2 separate regions of the Homo sapiens genome follow, and region 1 is linked to region 2. Evidence: chromatin loops called from intact Hi-C (ENCODE). Cell type or tissue: ovary. All regions are shown on one strand. Links, peaks and the distances in the headings refer to the core of each region. The heading gives the core; the rest is flanking DNA.

Region 1 (5,365 bases), core at 303-5,302, 130 kb after region 2:
GCAGAAACCTTCAGAAAGCCTGGGAGAGACGGCAGCCAGCTAATGGTAACATCTGGCCTTTCCACCCTGAAGTTTCCCTCAGGCCATTCCCCATCCCTGGAAGTGAATGGAGCTTAGGACATGGGTGGAGAGCAGGTATAGGCCTTGGCCCCAGAGCCACGACGAGGTTTGACTGGAGGAACACTGGTTAGGCTGTATTCTCAAAACAACATCCACTCTCCTACTGCCTGTGGTGGGCACTAGAAATCTCATTCTTAGAGATCTGTCCCTTTGGGTCTGTGAAAGGCTTTCAAGCATCCTTTATCACAGGGAAACTATCCCTGGGTGGGGCAGCAACAACTGTGAATTAAGAGTAAAGCTCAGGCTGGGGCACAGTGGCTCACGCCTGTAACCCCAGCACTTTGGGAGGCCGAGGCAGGTGGATCACCTAAGGTTAGGAGTTTATGACCAGCCTGGCCAACATGGCGAAACCCCATCTCTACTCAAAATACAAAAATTAGCTGGGTGTGGTGGCAGGCACCTGTAATCCCAGCTACTCGGGAGGCTGAGGTAGGAGAATCGATTGAACCCGGCGGGCACAGTTTGCAGTGAGCCGAGATTGTGGCACTGCATTCCAGCCTGGGTGAAAGAGCAAGACTCTGTATAAAAAAAAAAAAAAAGTAAAGCTCAGATGAAACAAGGCCCAGGAGACACTGGGCTTGACAAGGGAAAGGGACTACTCTCAATTTTGCCCAAAGTTGGTCTTCCTTCAATCACAAATCTCCAGGAGCCCTTATTTGTACGGTCTTGATTCCTGGACAATCAGTGGTTTATTTAAGCTGTGGACAGCCCATAGTTCTGTCTAGTAGAGGCTCCCCAAAATACAGGGGCCCCATCAGTCAGGGCTGTTAAGAAGTTATGAAGCTCGGCTGGGCGCGGTGGCTCACGCCTGTAATCCCAGCACTTTGGGAGGCCGATGTGGGTGGATCACTTAAGGTCAGGAGTTTGAGACCAGCCTGACCAATATGGTGAAACCCTGTCTCTACTGAAAATACAAAAATTAGCCAGGCATGGTGACGTGCGCCTGTAGTCTCAGCTACTCGGGAGGCTGAGACAGGAGAATTGCTTGAACCCGGGAGGCAGAGGTTGCAGTGAACTGAGATCAAGCCACTGCACTCCAGCCCGGGTAACAGAGCGAGACTCCATCTCAAAAAAAAAAAAAAAAAAAATTTATGTAGTTCATCTCAACCTTAGATTGTCCTCCAGCTTCTAATCCCAAAATCCTGGGCCCAGTCTGGACTTTAACCAGGTGACACACATTAGTGCGTCAGTTTCAGTGGGCGTTAACATGGAACTGGACCTGTGCCTGATTCATCCAGGAAGCTGAGCCTAGGCCGCAGAACAAACACCCCTAAGCAGCTTCTGCTAGGCATGGGTGAGAGGCTGTCTGGCCAAACAGTGACTGTGTTTGCTTTGTCTTCTTCCTCTCTCCCACCCCCACTTGCCAGAGTCCCTCATTTCTCTCTGCCCATCACTGGGTCAGGTGCTGTGTGTTTTTTTTATGGATGACTCTAGAAAGTTTTCTCTTTCTCTTTCTCTCTCTCTGTCTTTGGTGGTGAAGGTGATTCTTGAAGAAGAGAAGGCTTTAAAAGGGGCACAGGCCGGGCACGGTGGCTGACGCCTATAATCCCAGCACTTTGGGAGGCCAAGGCGGGCGGATCGCCTGAGGTCGGGAGTTCGAGACCAGCCTGACCAACATGGAGAAACCCCGTCTCTACTAAAAATACAACATTAGCTGGGCATGGTGGTGCATGCCTGTAATCCCAGCTACTCGGGAGGCTGAGGCAGGAGAATCGCTTGAATCCGGGAGATGGAGGTTGCAGTGAGCTGAGATCGTGCCATTGCACTCCAGCCTGGGCAACAAGAGCGAAACTCCATCTCAAAATAAATAAATAAATAAATAAATAAATAAATAAATAAATAAATAAATAAATAAAAGAGGTACAGCAGGAGCTGATATTGGGAGGGGAAATAAAGGGAAGTAAGAACTGGTTTGGATGGGAATTAGAAAAAACAAAAAAGTCAGACATCAGGCCAGGCGCTGTGGCTCATGTCTGTAGTCCCAGCACTTTGGGAGGCTGAGACAGGCGGATTGCTTGAGCCCAGAAGTTCAAGACCAGCCTGGATAACATGGTGAGACCCCTGTCTCTATTTAAAACAAAAGATGTAAGGAAAAAAAAGAAAAAAAATGTCAGAGAAGTTCTGGGCCACCTCCCCCATCCCCTACTCCTCCAAAACACACACACACACACACACCTGTCTATAGTCTAAGCAGGTCCTGCTTTTGTAACCCACCCGGGACAGTCCCTGCAACTCCAGCCTGACCTCACTTCCTGCTTCCATAGCTAGTTTGTTTTTCTGACACTTATTGGTAGACACTCCAGATCATTTCATTTTGCTTCCAGTACCCTTTCCACTTCCTAATACAAATGCAAAACAACCTGGGAATCCCCTTTCAGGGGGAAACAACGGTGCAGCTTTAAGAGAAAGAGAAGGGAGGAAGGGGGCGCTGACTCAGATCCTCAGATCCATTGGCTGCTGGAGGGAATCCCACCTCAGGGATTGGGCGTAACAGAGTCCGCCTCCTCTTGTGATTGGCTCAGCCAGAAAAATAAAAGGCGGCTGTGCCGGCCTCCTCCTCAGTTGGAGGGAGGCAGGGAATCTGGCTTGATTGGCGTGCTGAGACGCACCTGGCGCAACCCTCCCTTCTGAATCGAAGTTCAAGTCCCGCGGACACTGCAACCATGAAGGAGAGACGGGCCCCCCAGCCAGTCGTGGCCAGATGTAAGCTCGTTCTGGTCGGGGACGTGCAGTGTGGGAAGACCGCGATGTTGCAAGTGTTAGCGAAGGATTGCTATCCAGAGGTGAGCTGCCCGCCCGCCCGCTGGCCGGCTTTTCTCCCTGCCTGCCCGCCTTGGGGTAGATTTCCACCTGCTCAGGAGACGTGGCTCCCCCAGCCCCAGCCCATCCTCAGCCGCTTTCTGAGGCTTTACCATCCTCAGCTGCTTTTTGGCTGGAGGACTGCCCTGCCTTAGCTTCCCCTGAGACCTGTTCCACTTCTGCCGCCCCGCTGGCTCCTCCTCACCTCTTCACCCAGAGGACCCATCAGATCCCCTCCACCTTCCTGCGTCCCTGGAGTCTGCTCTCAGGTGAGGGCACTGGAGGCATTTGAAAGTCTGGGGTTTCTTCTTGACGTAATCCCTGCCTATCCGCTCACCTGCTCCTCAAAGGCTCTATGCCTGTGCCTTCAGGCAGGCTTCTGCAGCCCCTCTGTTCACCTGGCCGGGAGGGGTTTGAGAGGAGATGAGCTAGGATTGGCTTTGGCCTGTGGCTCTCTCAAATTGGGAAACACAAATCTGGGGATGGGAGGAATCTGTGTGTGTGTGTGTCCCTGATCGCCTAGGATATGGGGGGCTTACCCCTGGTGTGGTGGTGTGGGGGGGTGTCATTCACATTTCTCACTGCTGCAGAGCAAAGTGCCTGGTCCTCCACAGTCCCTTCCCTCCTGCCCCAGGCATCTCCTCTGGTTTCTTGTCTCCTGTGACTTTACTGTCTCTCTGGTGAGTGCGTGTGTAGCCAGCACTAACCAGGGGATCTGAGGGTAGGGGTGCATGGGGTGAATGTTTCCTCTCTTTTCACAGACCTATGTGCCCACCGTGTTCGAAAATTACACAGCCTGTTTGGAGACAGAGGAACAGAGGGTGGAGCTTAGTCTCTGGGATACCTCAGGTAAGAATTCTGCTCCAAATACCCCTTTCCCACCCCTACTGGTCTGCTGTGTAGCTGCTGTCTTTTAGAAATTGTTTTCCCCTTTGGTGGGGAGAAGTGAAAAAAGAGGATCTGAAGACTCATTAGTTGTGGGGAGGGCTGACAGTTGGTGGACTCAGTTGCATGGTCCAAGGGTGCAGAGTGGGTGAACCCCAGGAGCCACTCTCTTCCCTGGGTCTGGTTCCACCCTTTAGAGGGCTGGGATGGTGAGGTGAAGGGACCCATGAATAGTCCTGGGGGTGGGCAGTAAAACAGGACTTCTCCATTTCCATTCCCTACCACCCAACATGCACGCGTACACACATGCACACACACGCGCGCGCGCGCACACACACACACACACACACACACACACACACCTTTTACTTCCCCAGAGCAAAGCCAAATAAGAGGCAAGAGGCAGTGCTGCTGGAGGCAGCGTGGTTGGGGCGGAGAGACAAGTCTGCTTTGGGGAAAGGTTGCTCAGACTCAGTTTTGTCTCCTGCATTCCATCTTGGGCCACTGCTGTCCTCCTGCCGCAGCTCAGCCCCACTCGTCACACCGCTGCAGCTCGGGGATGAAGCAATGCATCATCGATGTTTTGGAAGTTGGGGGAGATGGCTTAATATAGGGCATAGTCAGTTGTGAATAGTGGCCGGCAGGGCAGAGGGGAGGTTGGCTCTGACTGTTTTCCCTCTACTGGGGTGAGGTAGAATATGCCCTGTCTCTCTAGAATGTAGAAACAATGTTTTTCCAGCCTCTCAGCCCCAAGCCCTTAGTGCTAGGCTATCCTTTGCCTTGATTCTGACCCCTTCCCATTATCTCTTTACCCCAGACCTTTTTCAATAGACTGGCTCAGAGTCATAATTAAGGAGTAAAAGCCGGGAATAAGAGAAAGAAAATAAAATCCACCCCTCCCCAAAAATGCATATTCAGGCTGAGTTTAAAAAGGGACCGTAAATCACTAGGTGTTTCCTGCTACATATAATAAATATGCTGTCCTGCTCCTTCAACAGCTGTTGTTCCCATGCTCTAATTCTGAGGTCTGAAAAGATTGGGGCTAGGGAATGGTTAGACAGACAATGAGCCTTTCCTCCCCAAACAAAAATTCCCCAATCTGGTATGCTTTTCCCTGTTGCAGTTTCAGGGCTTGGGAGGCAGCGTTCTGGTTCTCCTGGGCTGTGCTATGCTGGCAAGATTGGGCTAGAATGCAGCTTGATGGCATGATGTATAATTTTTGGTTTTTCATCTGCTGTACCCTCCCACCTTCCAATCTTCCCAGAATCTTACTGCAGCTCATCTCTTTTCACTACCACCGCCCAAACGCCCTCCCCCCACCTCCTCCCTCCTTTGACAGTCAGAATGCAGCCCTCAAATCCCAAACCAGATCATGGAAAATCAGCAAGTGTAGTCTCTGTTCCCTGTGTCACACCCCCACCCCCAATTTCCGAAAGGATAAAGGCTGTCAGTTATTCTCAAACTCCCTCTTTCAGATTAGGTTCCCATAAGGAAGGAGGAAGTGGCCATGGTGTGTGGGATAGGGTTTCCCAATGTTGGGCTCAGGGTTGACCCTGTTCCC
Region 2 (5,365 bases), core at 95-5,094:
CCAGCCAGGACAGACGGAGGGCGCACAAAGAAGAGGCTGGATCCTCGGATCTACCGGGACGTCCTCGGGGCTTGGGGTCTCCGACAGGGGCAAGGTCTCTTGGGGGGATCCCCAGGCTGTGGAGCGGCCAGAGCAAGGCCAGAGCCCGGCAAGGGGGTCGTGGAGAAAAGCCTGGGGCTGGCTGCTGCTGACCTGAACAGTGGTAGCGACAGCCATCCCCAAGCCAAAGCTACAGGGAGCGCAGGCACCGAGATAGCTCCTGCGGGGTCTGCAACTGCGGCTCCCTGTGCCCCGCATCCCGCTCCCAGATCCAGGCACCACCTCAAGGGCTCGAGGGAAGGGAAAGAAGGAGAACAGATCTGGTTTCCCAAATGCTGGATTCCCTCCCCTAAAAAGCAGCCGCCCCGCCATAGCCAGACACTCCCCAGACCCTGGGCTCCCGGAGGCACCGGATGGAGAGAATCTCTGGGTCTTGGAGAGGGGGCAGGACCGGAGACCCTGGAGGGTTGGAAGGCGACCCGCCGTGCCCACACCTTGCCCCGCAGTTCCCAGGGCCTGTCCCGTGGGGAAGGCGTCTTTGTCATTGACGCCACGTGCGTAGTGATACGATCCCAATATGTTCCAACCCCCCGAACCCAGCAGGTGCAGCTTTTGCCCTCTGGGGTGACACGCGTGGTGGGGGATTCCCCCAGCCAATCGAAGCCCGGCAAGGAGGAGGGTGAAGGGGCCACGGTCTTTCCTTCCCCTTGTCAAAAGCGGCTGTCGAGCAGTCGCCTTTTACACCAGCCCGGCGGGGGCCGCGGGGGCGAAGCTGAGGGCGGGAGGCCGGGGGACTCCACACTGGAGGAGCGCACTTTCCGCATCTTGGGGCTCCCGGCCCCCGAAGTAAACCTGCGGGACGCCCCCACGCAGCCAGGTAGCCCAGAGCACCAAGCCTTAGGCCCAGCAGCTTCGGGAGCCCAGGGCAGAGCCGAGGGGTCGGAAGTGGCGGTGGTCCAGCGGCGCGCCGGCCGGGGCTGGGCGCGGACCCCAGGGCCCTACGCCGGGGCCCTGCGAGAAGCCGTGTCCCGTATCCGCCGCCACACAGCCCCTGACTCGGACACGGACGAAGCTGAGGAGCTCAGCGTCCATAGCGGCTCCTCTGATGGAAGCGACACAGAAGCCCCGGGCGCCTCCTGGCGGAATGAGAGGACCCTGCCCGAGGTTGGAAACAGTTCGCCAGAGGAAGATGGGAAGACAGCGGAACTGAGCGACAGTGTCGGGGAGATCCTAGATGTCATAAGCCAAACCGAGGAGGTCCTCTTCGGGGTGAGGGACATCAGAGGGACCCAACAGGGAAATAGGAAGAGGCAGTGAGAGGCCCCTTCTTGTATTTGTGTCCCCAACGCATCCATCCTTGGGTCCACTGGTCCCCATTCTTCCCCACAGACTTCCTTTGCTTCTCTTTTCCTTGTATCTTTACCCATACCTGTTCTCATCCTTGAAATATAAATGAAAGGAAGGGAAGCATATGCCCATTAATGATTTTGTTTCAGGAGAGGTGAGAATGAGCAGATTTAATTAATGTCTGTTATGTTCAGGGCACAAGGGTGAGCTCTTCGCAGGGGCTGATGCACTGGGTGTGGAGCTGAGCAGAGAGGCCTAACCAGGATCAGGCAGGAGGGCAGGGATGGTGGCAGCCATAGGAGGGCAGGGTAGGGTAGGGCCTCTGAGGAGGAGGGAAAAAGTGAAGGAGAGGCTTTGGACCTGGTGACAGAGTGATCAGATGACAGAGGGGTTCTTGGGAGAAGAGGCATAGGTCCAGCAACAACCAACAAAGCAGAAGGAGGGCTCACCTTGGTGTCACAAGTCTTGGATTTCAATCCCAACTCTGCCACTGAGTTGCTGGTTGACTGAGGCCAGTCACTTTCCCTCTCCAGGCCTCCAGGCCTCCTGGTATATAAAATGATGGTATTCTAAGGTCCATCCTTCCGTCTCTGACATTTTGAGATCTTTGGAAAGGACTCTATCTCATCCTCCCCTCGACAAGCCAAGAATGAGAATTGGGAATAAGTGAACAGAGTTTGAGGGTTTCTGGGCGGCCTCCGTGTCACCCAAAGTCATGATCAATTCAGGAGACTGCCCAAGGCTTGCAGAAGAGGTAAGGGAGTGAGGCACTCCTATCCCAGTCTCCCAGGTTTGGTTGAGGGCTCCCCAAGGCAGGGCAAGATAGCGGCCCTGTCACTGACCCTGGCCTGTGGTGGTCTGAGCTGGGGAGGGAAGGACACCAATGAATCAGCTTGGGACCTCTTTAGGCCTTCCCCTTTTCCTCCACCCCGATGCTCCTTAGTGATGCTCTGAGGCGTGGCCACGATCTCCCTCCCAGGTGGTATCGCCCACCTGAAAAAATCCTGAGAATTTCTCCCATCTTGGCCTCTTCCAGAAACCGGCCAGGCAAGGAAAGAGGCCGGTCACCAGAAGCCAGCAGGCGTGGGGTGTGATACTCTCTATAGCCACTACAGGGCGCGCGCAGGTCGCGGATCTCCCCAGTTGCTAATCCCGGCTCTGCCACTCAATCCTATCCCTAGTTCCCGAGCGCGGGTCCCCCGCCTTGCAGTCTCCAGCCGTGCGGGGCCGGGAGCAGGCCTCCGGCCTCCCAGACTTCTAGAGCCCGCCGGGCCCATCTTTGTACTCATCCACCCCAGCCGGCTTGGGACTCAGACACCGAAGTCTTTTTTTTTTTCTCTCCGATCCTTGGACACCTCCTCTGTCTGCCATTTATTAGCCATGTGAACTTGGCCACATCACTTCACCTCCCTGAGCCTCAGTTTCCTCATCTGTCAAATGGGGGTTTATAAACACCTACCTCGCAGGGTTGTTGTGAGGATTTAATGCGATAATGTATGTAAAGCGCCTTGCACACTGCCTGGCACACAGTAGGCGCTCAATAAATCTAAGCTTCCCTTTATCCAGCCTTGGCATCGTCTTCCTTTCACTGACCCTTTCCCCACAGTGGCCCTCCCCCGGGACTCCTCTGCTACTTCCCGCTCTGTGTGAGGGGAGGGGGCTGCTTTCTTCGTTGGGAGCTCCTGGCCCACCTCTTTTCTCCCCCAGCCGGGACTCTCCCTTCCTTGCCCCCAGCCCACCCCTGTCGGCTCTTCCCACTGCCCTGGCGCCCTCCCCCCACCCCCCATTCCGGGCAAGGGCTGAGTCAGCCGGGGTAAATTTAGCTGCCGGCTCCGCGGGCGCGGGGGCTTCTCCCAGACTCAGTCGCCCGGTCCTGCCCCGGCCCCCAGCCCCCGGCCCCCTGCCCGCCTCTGCTCCCACTCCAACCCAGACCCCTCAACTCCAACTCCCGCTCAGCGTTCAGGTCCCCAACCCCGCTCTCAAACCACTTATGGCTTTAGTCTCCAATTATCTCGACCTCACTCCCGCCCGCACCCAGAGGGACTCTGGGCAGAACTCGGAGTGGGGCAGGACCGCCTGCGGTGGGGGGTGGCGACGATCTGACAGGAGCTGGGCCGCTGGCCTTGGTTCAGTGGAGGAAGGTGTCCTCTTTGGGTTTCTGAACCGGAGGGAAGACACTGGTCAGAGCTATCCAGGAAGATTCATCCCAGAGACTTCCAGGAACCCGGACTGCCAGGTTTCAAGTTAGCTCTAGCTGGAGGAGTGTCACCTTGGGCAGAGATCAAAGGTTCCTGAGATCTGCCCTTGAGGTCAGGAATTCCAGACCAGCCTCCAACATGGTGAAACTCTGTCTCTACCAAAAATACAAAAGTTAGCCAGGTGTGGTGGTGTGCACCTATAATTCTAGCTACTCAGGAGGCTGAGGCACAAGAATCGCTGAATTGCTTGAACCTGGGAGGAGGAGGTTGCAGTTAGCCAAGACTGGGCCTCTGCACTCCAGCCTGGGCAACAGAGCCAGACCACATCTCAAAAAAAAACAAACAAATAAAGGTTATTGAGACCTGTCTCCCTTTCACCTACAATTCCATCTACCTACTACCAATTCTAACTATGAGCATGTACTGAGCACCTACTGGGAGCAAGAAACTGTGCTGGATACAGGATAGGGATGAGTAAGGCCTTTCTGACAATGGGGTGAAGGTGAGCAATGTGTTAAGTATTACAAGGAGTCAAACAAGGGAGATCGTATGGATTTTGTGAGATAAGGGAAGGCTCCATGGAGGGGAGGAGATGACCTCAGCGGTAGAATTTGGTGAAGAGGCATTTCAAGTAGAGGGATCAGCCAAAATAGAGGCATGGATGCAGGTAAGCAGGGTATGTTTAGGAAATTGCTCAATGGTCTGATTTGCCTGCAGTTGAGCGTACATTTATGGCAGTTGTAGAAGATAAGGCAAGAGTGAAAATTGAGGCCAGATTGGGGTAAGCCTGGTCCAGCTGAGGAGTATGTGCCTTGGACCTTCAGGCTTGGGAAGAGGCTGGACTTCAGGTGAAGGGGAAAGTTGAGGAAGGGCGGGGTGTGGTGGGTCACACCTGTAATCCCAGCACTTTGGGAGGCTGAGGTGAACAGATCACCTGAGACGGGGACAAGCCTGGCCAACATGGTCCAACCCCACCTCTACTAAAAATACAAAAATTAGCTGGGTGTAGTGGTGCATGCCTGTGATCCCAGCTATTGGGGAGGTCGAGGTACAAGAATCACTTGAACCTGGGAAGCGGAGGTTGCAGCAAGCCGAGATCGCACCACTGCACTCTAGCCTGGGTGACAAAGTGAGACTCTGTCTTAAACAAACAAACAAACAAAAAAAAAAAAACAAAAAAAAAAAGAAAGAAAGTTGAGAAAGACCAGGGCAGTGATGAAAGCATCTGCCTAGATTTTTCTACAACCAAAGGGCTCTAGAGCTCTGGGACTGGTAGAGGAGGTGAGCTGTATGCAACAGTGGAAGGGCTGGCCCTATGAGGGTGGGCTTTACCATGCTGCCTGAGCCCCTTTGAGGTTGAATACACAGGAAGCCAATTTCTAAAAGCTCACCCACACTGCTAACATAATTGAACAACTTGACTAATGTGTTTAGCATATGGTTTCTGGGGCTTCTACCCCATACTAGCTATGTATGGGCAAGTTACTCAACCTCTCTGTGCCTTGGTGTCCTCAGTTATAAACTGAGGTTATTAAAAGTGCTTTTCATTAGCTGAGTGTGGTGGCACTCTCCTGTAGTCCCACTCCTGAACACTCTCAGCTGTTCAGGAGGCTGAGGTGGGAGAATTGCTTGAGCCCGGGAGTTTGAGGATGCAGTGAGCTATGATTGCACCACTGTACTCCAGCCTGGGCAACAGAGCAAGACCCTGTCTCAATAAATAAATAAATAAATAAATAAATAAATAAACAAACAAACAAACAATGTGCTTTTCTCTTAGAGTT

What was found. Peaks named below come from ENCODE experiments on the same cell type or tissue, not always from the same donor. Only the 100,000 strongest peaks of a DNase experiment are listed, where the experiment ranks them.
Region 1: a loop joins it to region 2, with 2.1 times the contacts of the local background. A loop is called at or near these places in 56 of 110 quality-filtered maps.

What each region holds. Positions count from the first base shown.
Region 1 is chr12:48,863,186-48,868,550 of GRCh38, reverse strand. It overlaps RND1 (Rho family GTPase 1), which reads left to right and starts at 2,681. Exons shown (of 5, transcript NM_014470.4): 1 at 2,681-2,903; 2 at 3,681-3,768. The coding sequence starts at 2,784. RefSeq lists enhancers at 2,358-2,487, 2,748-2,867. In ovary, for the core only: no CTCF peak of the experiment used is centred there; a DNase peak (open chromatin) is centred at 2,650; H3K4me3 peaks cover 1,155 bases.
Region 2 is chr12:48,992,731-48,998,095 of GRCh38, reverse strand. It overlaps DDN (dendrin), which reads left to right. Exons shown (of 2, transcript NM_015086.2): 2 at 1-2,947. The coding sequence ends at 1,356. Among named protein-coding and RNA genes, the nearest start is that of DDN-AS1, 2.9 kb to the left of the region's middle. RefSeq lists enhancers at 20-89, 2,336-2,630 and silencers at 450-539, 740-1,129, 2,336-2,630. In ovary, for the core only: CTCF peaks have their summits at 1,183 (motif pointing left) and 2,501; DNase peaks (open chromatin) are centred at 1,165 and 2,505; H3K4me3 peaks cover 575 bases.